Regions from separate parts of the Homo sapiens genome. Here all the other regions are linked to region 1. Evidence: read pairs that join two places in POLR2A ChIA-PET (ENCODE). Cell type or tissue: GM12878. All regions are shown on one strand. Each heading gives the region's core, and the rest is flanking DNA. Links, peaks and the distances in the headings are about the cores only.

The links. Peaks named below come from ENCODE experiments on the same cell type or tissue, not always from the same donor. Only the 100,000 strongest peaks of a DNase experiment are listed, where the experiment ranks them.
Region 2: POLR2A ChIA-PET joins it to region 1 with 7 read pairs; 6 of 35 experiments call an interaction of 5 or more read pairs at or near these places.
Region 3: POLR2A ChIA-PET joins it to region 1 with 6 read pairs; 1 of 35 experiments calls an interaction of 5 or more read pairs at or near these places.

Annotation. Positions count from the first base shown.
Region 1 is chr4:39,945,085-39,948,154 of GRCh38, forward strand. All of the region lies in intron 2 of PDS5A (PDS5 cohesin associated factor A), which reads right to left. Among named protein-coding and RNA genes, the nearest start is that of PDS5A, 31 kb to the right of the region's middle. In GM12878, for the core only: no CTCF peak of the experiment used is centred there; a DNase peak (open chromatin) is centred at 1,377; H3K4me3 peaks cover 776 bases; H3K27ac peaks cover 2,260 bases.
Region 2 is chr4:39,729,709-39,732,778 of GRCh38, forward strand. All of the region lies in intron 1 of UBE2K (ubiquitin conjugating enzyme E2 K), which reads left to right. Among named protein-coding and RNA genes, the nearest start is that of UBE2K, 33 kb to the left of the region's middle. In GM12878, for the core only: no CTCF peak of the experiment used is centred there; no DNase peak of the experiment used is centred there.
Region 3 is chr4:40,620,315-40,623,384 of GRCh38, forward strand. The region is part of intron 1 of RBM47 (RNA binding motif protein 47); the gene reads right to left. Among named protein-coding and RNA genes, the nearest start is that of RBM47, 8.0 kb to the right of the region's middle. RefSeq lists a silencer at 1,735-1,814. In GM12878, for the core only: a CTCF peak has its summit at 2,779; DNase peaks (open chromatin) are centred at 1,197, 1,597, 2,137 and 2,807; H3K4me3 peaks cover 1,854 bases; H3K27ac peaks cover 2,470 bases.

The sequences.
Region 1 (3,070 bases), core at 213-2,712:
ATCTATGAGAAGCATTATTATTAATACCCCCGTTTAACAGATGAGGAAACAGGCCAAATAAGTTGTCCAAGGGCATAAAAATCTAAATGCAGGCGGCCGGGTGCAGTGGCTCACACCTGTAATCCCAGCACTTTGGAAGGCCAAGGTGGGCGGATCATGAGGTCAGGAGATCGAGACCATCCTGGCTAACATGGTGAAACCCCCGTCTCTACTAAAAATACAAAAAATTAGCCAGGCGTGGTGGCAGGCGCCTATAGTTCCAGCTACTAGGGAGGCTGAGGCAGGAGAATGGCATGAACCCGGGAAGTGGAGCTTGCAGTGAGCAGAGATCACGCCATTGCACTCCAGCCTGGGCGACAGAGCGAGACTGCCTCAAAAAAAAAAAAAAAAAAAAAAATTAAATGCAGGCAATGTAGCTAGTCACTCACTGCTTAGTACTCTTACCTATATGTTACATATAGTATAGTAGGAGGAATGCTTCCCCAAATGACTACTGAAATACACACATTATACTATAAAAACTGTACTGTATTAGTTATAACTACTAAGTGATTATGTTCCCAGGCAAACTCAAAAAGCCTACTTTGTCACAATTTAGTTAGATGAAGACTACAGTAGAAAATTTAGATGGGAGCATCTAGCAACTTAATAGATCTCTTAATCCATTAACTGAATGTCAAGTACTCTGGCTTTCCTTTTCCTTCATAAAGGTAAATCGTTTGCCTTATGCTTAAAATGATCAAACATTATGTAAGGTGTTTTTGCTCAAAAATAAAATAAAACACAGCAGTTTTTCTAAGGTTAAACGGATTAAGAGTTGAAAGAAAAAAAAGCAGGACAGGCGCAGTGGCTCACGCCTGTAATCCTAGCACTTTGGGAGGCCGTGGAGGGAGGGGGGGATCACTTGAGGTCAGGAGTTCGAGACCAGCCTGGCCAACAAGGCGAAACCTCGTCTCTACTAAAAACACAAAAATTAGCTGGGCATGGTGGCAGGTGTCTGTAATCCCATATACTTGGGAGGTTGAGGCAGGAGAATCGCTTGAACCCAGGAGGCAGAGGTTACAGTGAGCTGAGATCACATCACTGCACTCAAACCTGGGTGATGGAGTGAGACTTCATCTCAATAAAAAAAAAAAAAGAAAGAAAAAAAAAGGAAAGGAAAAGAGATTCAAGCAGACAAGCGTACATATGTGGGAAAAAGGCAGATGGAATTAATTATGGCAGGAGCAGTGAGAGTTTAGAGGAAAATCAACAGTAAGTATAGGGAAATTCCCCTACAGGCACGATGAGAAACGGGTGGTGGGAAAAAGCAGACAGTGGCAGAGAAGCAGAAGTGGGCATCGCCTTCCTATATCAGTTGCCAAAAATATTACCACCCAGAAGAACATGATGGCAGCTAGAGAAAGGGAAACAAAAAGCTGGTTCTTTGAAAACATCAACAAAACTGACGACTTTTCAGCTAGACTGACCAAGAAAAAAAGACCAAATTACTACATTCAGAATGAAAATAGACATGTTACTAATTACCTTACAGAAATAAAACCCATTGGCCAGGCGTGGTGGCTCATGCCTGTAATCCCAGAACTTTGGGAGGCCAAGACAAGCGGATCACTTGAGGTCAGGAGTTCGAGACCAGCCTGGGCAATATGGTGAAACCCTGTCTCTACTAAAAATACAAAAAATCAGTCAGGCGTGGCGGGCACCTGTAATCCTAGCTACTTGGGAGGCTGAGGCAGGAGAATCGCTTCAACCCAGGAGGTGTGGATTGCAGTGAGCCAAGATTGCACCACTGCACTCCAGCCTGGGCGTTGCAGCAAGACTTGTGTCTTGGGAAAAAGAGAAATAAATAAAACTGATCATAAAGGACTACTATAGGCTGGAAGTGGTGGCTCACATCTGTAAAACCAGCACTGTGAGGGGATGAGGTGAGGGGAATTACTTCAGGCCCATGAGTTCGAGATCAGCCTGGGCAACACAGGAAGACCCTATCTCTATTGAGAAAAAAAAATTAATTAAAATATGTTTTTTAAAAATCCTATTTCTATACACTTGGAATGAATAATCTGACAAAGAAATTAAACAAACATGACCAGGCATGGTGGTTCACGCCTGTAATCCCAGCAATTTGGGAGGGTGATGCTGGCGGACCACTTGAGGTCAAGAGCTCAAGACCAGCCTAGCTAACATTGTGAAACCCCATCTCTACTAAAAATACAAAAAATTAGCCTGGGATGGTGGCATGTGCCTGTACTCCCAGCTACTCAGGAGACTGAGGCAGATAACTTGAACCGGGAGGCGGAGGCTGCAGTGAGCCAAGATCATGCCACTGCACTCCAGTCTGGGTGAGAGAGAGACTGTCTGAAAGGGGGGAAAAAAAAGAGAGAGGAAACATGAAATAAACATGAGGGAGTAAACCTGCTTTCTAACAGTAGTGTCCAATCCTTTGGCTTCCCTGGGCCACACTGGAAGAAGAATTGTCTTGGACCACACATAAAGTACACTAACACTAATGATAGCTAATAACCTTAAAACAAACAAAAAAAATTGCACAATAGTCTCATAATGTTTTAAGAAAGTTTATGAATGTGTGTTGGGCCACATTCAAAGCCATCCTGGGTCACATGTGACCCACGGGCTGTGAGTTGGACCAAGCTTGTTTATAAGAACCCACTTTTTGGGTAACTAATCCAGTCCCAGAAGAGTGAGAACTCACTCTCACAAGATGGCATTATCTATTCATGAGGGACTGGCCCCATGATGGAACACCTCCCAGTAGGCCCCAATTCCCAACACTGCTGCAATGAGAACCAAACTTCAACATAAGTTTTGGTGAGGACAAACCTTATCCAAATAATGGCAATGTCCACACAAAAATTTGCACATAAGCCAGGAATGGTGGCTCACTCCCATGATCTTAGCAATTTGGAAAGACAAGGAGGGAGGATGCCTTGAGACAAGGAATGCAAGACTAGCCTGGGCAACAACTGCAAGACCCCATTTCTACTAAAGATTTAAAAATTAGCTGGGTATGGTAGCACGTACCAGTAGTCTCAGCTACTTGAAAGACTGA
Region 2 (3,070 bases), core at 328-2,827, 220 kb before region 1:
ACCCTGAATAATCTGGCTTTTGACTGCTTCTCCTGCCTCATTTCATCATTTTCATTCTTTGTATTGTAGTCACATTGGCGGCATTTCAATTCCTAAACCTGTCAAGTCCTCGTTTGCCTCCATTTTGCACAGCGTGTACGCTCTGCCTTAAGTGCTGGCTTTTCCTAAAGTTAAGTCTTTTAAAACTAATTTCCTCAAGGAAGCTTCCTCTTACTTTCTAGATTTTCTGTCTGCTAAATGTTCTTCATAGTATCCTGTACTTCATTTAAAAATTATATAATTAGTTCTTCAGTACCTTAGAATGAAATAACTATTGATACAGGTTAGAGAAAATTTCTAGTTGATCATTATACTACCAATATCTGTTATAATGCCTTGCAAATAGCAAGTACTTAGTAAATATTCATGGAATTGATAAATTCAGACTTGAATTACTCTTCATTGTAGATTGAGTAAAGTTTGACAGAAGTCCAGAACTTAACTTTTTTTTTTAAGAGATGGAGTCTCACTCTGTCACACAGGCTGGTGTGTAGTGGCACAGTCATAGCTTACTGCACCCTTGACCTCTTGGGCTCAAGTGATTCTCCCACTTCAACTTCCTGAATAGCTGGGATTACAGACACACGTTTTTTGTTTTTTTTGTTTTTTTTCCACGCTGTAGAGATGGGAGTTTCACTATATGGCCCAGGCGGGTCTTAAGCTCCTGGGCTCAAGTGATCCTCCCTCCTTTGCCCCACAAAGTGTTGGGATTACAGGTGTGATTTAAAAAATGCTAGCTGCAGCCTGGTGTGGTGGCTTAGCCTGTAATCCCAGCACTTTGGGAGGCTGAGGCTGGTAGATCTTGAGGTCAGGAGTTCAAGACCAGCCTGGCCAACATGGTGAAACCCCATCTCTACCAAAAATTCAGCAATTAGCCGGGCATGGTGGTGGGCGCCTATAATTGCAGCTACTCAGGAGGCTAAGGCAGAAGGATCGCTTGAACCCCCAAGAGGTGGAGTTTGCAGTGAGCTGAGATTGCGCCACTGCACTCCAGCCTGGGCAACAGAGTGAGACTCCGTCTCAAAAAATAATAATAATAATAATTGCTAGCTGCTATAGCTTCTTTTTTTTTTTTTTTTTTTGAGACAGAGTCTCACTCTGTTGTCCGGTGGAGTGCAGTGGCGTGATCTCTGCTCACTGCAACCTCCGCCTCTCGGGTTCAAGCAGTTCTCCTGCCTTAGAATTTCAAGTAGCTGGGATTTACAGGAGTGTGCCACTATGTCCAGTCTCTTGTACTATTTTTATCTTTTATTTTCAAGACAGAGTCTTGCTTTGTCGCCCAGGCTAGAGTGCAGTGGCACGATCTCAACTCACTGCAACCTCTGCCTCCCGGGTTCAAGCGATTCTCCTGCCTCAGCTGGTCTCGAACTCCTGACGTCAGGTGATCCGCCTGCCTCAGCCTCCCAAAGTGCTGGGATTACAGGCATGAGCCACGGCGCCCGGCCATCTTGTACTCTTTTCAATGTGGATATCAGAAAATTTTAAATTTACATAGTGGCTTACATTATATTGTATTGGATACTGCTCGTCTAGAACTTGTTTTTAGTAAGGATCATACATGTGTCTCCATGGCCTCAGTTTTTCATTATTCTCCCAATCCCTTTGTTTTCATGTCACTTCTGCTTTGGGACTGTTATGTGCCATAAGCTTCAGAAAACACGGTGGCTCACACCTGTAATCCCAGCACTTTGGGAAGCCGAGGCAGGTGGATCACCAGAGGTCAGGAGTTTGAGACCACCCTGGCCAACATGATGAAACCTTGTCTCTAGTACAAATACAAAAAAATTAGCCAGGCGTGGTGGCGGGCGCCTGTAATCCCAGCTACTTGGGAGGCTGAGGCAGGAGAATTCCTTGAACCCAGGAGTCAGAGGTTGCAGTGAGCTGGGCAACACAGCAAGACTCCATCTCAAAAAAATAAAAAAAAAATTTAACTGCCTAGAAGGTAGAAATCGAGTGTATTTCTTAGGCCTTTGAATAATAGGGGAAAGATAAGTCATTTATATTAAATTATGAGAAAATAATGGCAACTGTTAAGCTTTTAAAGTATTATTTCCAACTAAATTAGGAAGAACTAAATTTCACTTTTACATATGCATGACAATGATGAGCAGGGCTCCTAAAACAGTTGTGGCTTGACTAGGAAACAAATAATAATTTTTTTATATCAATAAGAATTACTTGTAACTTTAGGGGGCATTTAGAATTATATTTGTCTTATTTGAGATTTGGATTTAAATTTTATTTTAGAGCATTTTTTAAAAAATAAATAGAAGTGAGGCTAATATTGTTAATTATTCTCTTTAAAAAATACAGTATTTGCTTTGGGTTAAAATTTTCTGCCCCAACATCATTATCAAGAGTCAGCATATTACAATGATAAATTTAGCATTTACTGTGTGGCAGGCATTGTTCTATATACTTTATTCGTTAAATTCACCAGCGAACCCTATGAGGAACTATCTTATCCTTAGTTGACAGAGGATGAAACTGGAGTACAAAGTAGTTAATTAACTTGTTCATAGCTAGTAAGTTTTAAAAAGGTTAAACAACAATATACTTTGTATTTAGTCCTTAAATGATAAAATCTTCCAGTGTTTAGTTTTTCCCACTAGAATGTAAGCTCCAAGTGGGCAGGGACTTAGGTTTTGTTCACTAACATTTGAGATAGCATATACTAGAACCTAGTCATTATTTGAAAGAATTTTTACAGTGATGATGGTAACAATGACAATATCATTTCACTGAGAGATGGCCTTGGAAATACATTAGAACCGCTTTGAGTTCTTCACTGTTGGTTGTTGACAATAATGTTTTTTTTATCTCATTCAAATTAGCTTCAACGTTATGTGCTATTTTGCATGCTTCATGTATATCTTAATAAAATAGTTGATTTGAAAATTGCTAACTTCTATAGCTTCTTCCCTCTTTTTTTTTTTTTTTTTTTTGGTGACAGAGTCTTGCTTCGTAGCCCAGGCTGGAGTGCAGTGGTGTGATCTTGGTTCACTGCAACCTCTGCCTCCCGGGTTCAAGC
Region 3 (3,070 bases), core at 328-2,827, 680 kb after region 1:
GGCCAACATGGTGAAACCCGTTTCTACTAAAAATACAAAAATTAGCCAGGCATGGTGGCAGGCGCCTGTAATCCCAGCTAGCCAGGAGGCTGAGGCAGGAGAATGGCTTGAGCCTGGGAGGTGGAGGTTGCAGTGAGCCGAGATCATGCCATGGCACTCCAGCCTGGGCGATAACAGCAAGACTCCATCTCAAAAAAAAACAAAAAGTCTGTATCTGGGCAAGAAAAATAAGTCCTTTCAATGTGTCTAGTTTATAAACCCATTTAATTCATATTTACTGGTTCTATATTTTAGTAAATAATTACCACCAGCTCCCTCTATATAGTATATTACCAAAGACAAGTCTAATTTAACATTTATATGCTATTCATTTTTTCTTTTCTTTAAAAAATTTTTTTTAATAGAGAAGGGTTTTCGCCATGTTGCCCAGGCTGCTTTTTAACTCCTGGGCTCAAGCAATCCACCCACCTCAGTCTCCCAAAGTGCTGGGATTACAGGCGTGAGCCACTGCACCCGGCCCCCCTATTCATTTCTAATGTCCCATTCAGTGCATATGATAAGAAATAAGATGATTTGCAGAAAGAACTATGAACATTAGCTCTTTGTTTATTAGGCATAATTTGTCTGTGTATTTTTTGAACTCCTCAACAAATTGTGATGATGTCTTCCAAATCAATTTAGAAGGAAACAAACAAAAAAAAAAAACCCAAAATCCAAATAATTCTAAATCAGCCACAAACCATGACTGACAATAGTCAGAAATAACTAAATCCAGGCTCTTCATCTACCCTCAGCAGACTTTATGTACTATTGCCTTTTTTTTACTGCAAAGAACCTTCCTGGAGTCTGTACTACCTTCAAGATGGTTTTAGGGTCCCCAAGCCTAGTAGCCACAGGATTCTAACAGCAACTGAGGAAGCCTTTTTCAGTGAATTATGGATCTAAACAAGGCAAATGAACGCAGAGAGGGAACTGTGCCTCCAAAGGCCACGAAAAGCAATTTTGCCAAACCTAGGTAATTGTCCAAAGGAGAGAACGAAGCCAGGGCTAGCAAACAAACATGACAGATCAGAGAATTGTTTTGCCACTTTGTAAAGGCAAGATCAAGTATTTGTACAAAGGTTCTGGGGAAAAATTAAAGACTCAAACAATGACTCTAGCACTTCCGTTTCATGCCAGGTCAAGACAAAAATACCTAATTGAGCTCTGCAGCTGAGAACAATCTAAATGGAATCCTGTAGCAGCAATTGGCACTTGTGGAAACCTCAAAGGTGAAAAGAGATAGTTAAGAAAATTTGTCTTGACAGTTACTTTCAGAAAATCATTAATTATAATTAAATGACAGTAGAAAAGGTGATAAACAATATAGTAACATAAGTCAGTCAAGTGTAATTATCTGTAGGGCATGCGATTCACAAAATGGTTCAAACAGAGGGCTACACATTTAGATGTAAATCACAAAAAGATTGCCAAAGAGGAGGCTTTGATTTGGAAACAGGGAAGCTCTGAAATGGGGAAGTGCTGAAACGATTGCGACATCCCCACATTTGGCCCTGCCTTGCACGTTACTTAGTCATCAGCCTCCATCAAGGACTTGTGGTGGCAGAGAAAATAAACCACAGAAAACATGGCAGCCTCCTGGGAGAGGTCTGGGAGAAAACCCATGCTCATTCAGAAAGGTATGTTCGTGGTTGTATTTCGAGTAAAACGCATTCAGTCACGCTTGAAATGTGTAAAAGCCTGTGTGTCTTATTCATTTATTCAACAAGTATTTATGGAGCACCTACTCTGTGGCAGACGCTCCTCTAATGTGCTTGGGATACACCAATGAATGAAGTAGACATTCTAGTCAGGGAGAGACAGATAATAGGTCACACAATTACATAGTATGCTACAAAGCGATAAATACCAGAGAGAAAGCAGGGTAGTGAGACAGAGGATGCGGGCAGGAAGGAGGAATTGCTGTTTTAACCTGGAGGAGGCAGAGCAAAGACTTGAAGGAGGTGAAGGAGTGAAGCATGGAGATGTCTGGGGATGATGGTTCAGGCATCGGGGCAGCCAGTGCAAAGGCCCTGTGGTATGAATGTGCTGGGCACACCCCATCAAGAAAAGGAGTGTGGTTAAAGCAGAGGAAGTAAGGATGTGTGTGGTAGCAGGCGAGGTTAAAGAGGTGATGGGACTAGAAATAAAGTCATTCACTGGCTTTTGAGTGAGATAGAGAAGCTCTAGAAAGTTTTCGGCAGGGGACTGACACGAGCTGACTTCTGTTTTAAAAAAGTCACTCTGGCCAGGTGAGGTAGCTCACACCTGCAATCCCAGCACTTTAGGAGGCCAAGGTAGGCAGCTCGCTTGAGGCCAGGAGTTCGAGACCAGCCTGGCCAACATGGTGAAACTCCATCTCTACTAAAAACACAAAAATTAGCCAGGCATGGTGGTGCATGTCTGTAATCCTAGCTACTCAGGAGGCTGAGGCAGGAGAATCACTGGAGCCTGGAAGGCAGAGGTTGCAGTGAGCTGAGATCGTGCCACTGCACTCCAGCCTGGGTGACAGAGTGAGACTCCATCTCAAAAAATAAAAGAGTCACTCTGGATACTGGGTTAAGAAAGGAGTGTGCGGGGAGAGCGGTGAGGACAAAGGTGGAAGCAGGGGAGCAGATAAGCAGATTCTGCAGACGTATCCACCCTTCCGTGACTAGCTCTAGCCAATGGAGAAAGGGCAAGACCTTTCATACATGACCAGGGTGTATGAGAACATGGGTGTTACCATTTAATTTCAGGGTCTGTGTGCCTCCTGCAGTTCCCACCGGAGAAGTGACTCCTAGGTTTCAGGCTGGGCTTGTCCGTATCATATGAGCTGGCAGTTTCTGTTTACTCATTGGCAAACTGACATATACCTTGAGGTAGATGCTGGAGCCCACAATGTGGAGCAAAAAGCAAAGGAGGTCCCTGGGCCAAACTACTGTTTGCACCAAATGGGAAGGGCTAACTTGTTATTGGATTTCTCTTTGCTCTGCAAATAGGATTTCACTAGAGGCAATTCTTCTAATACTTCTTCAGCCACCTGTCCTTC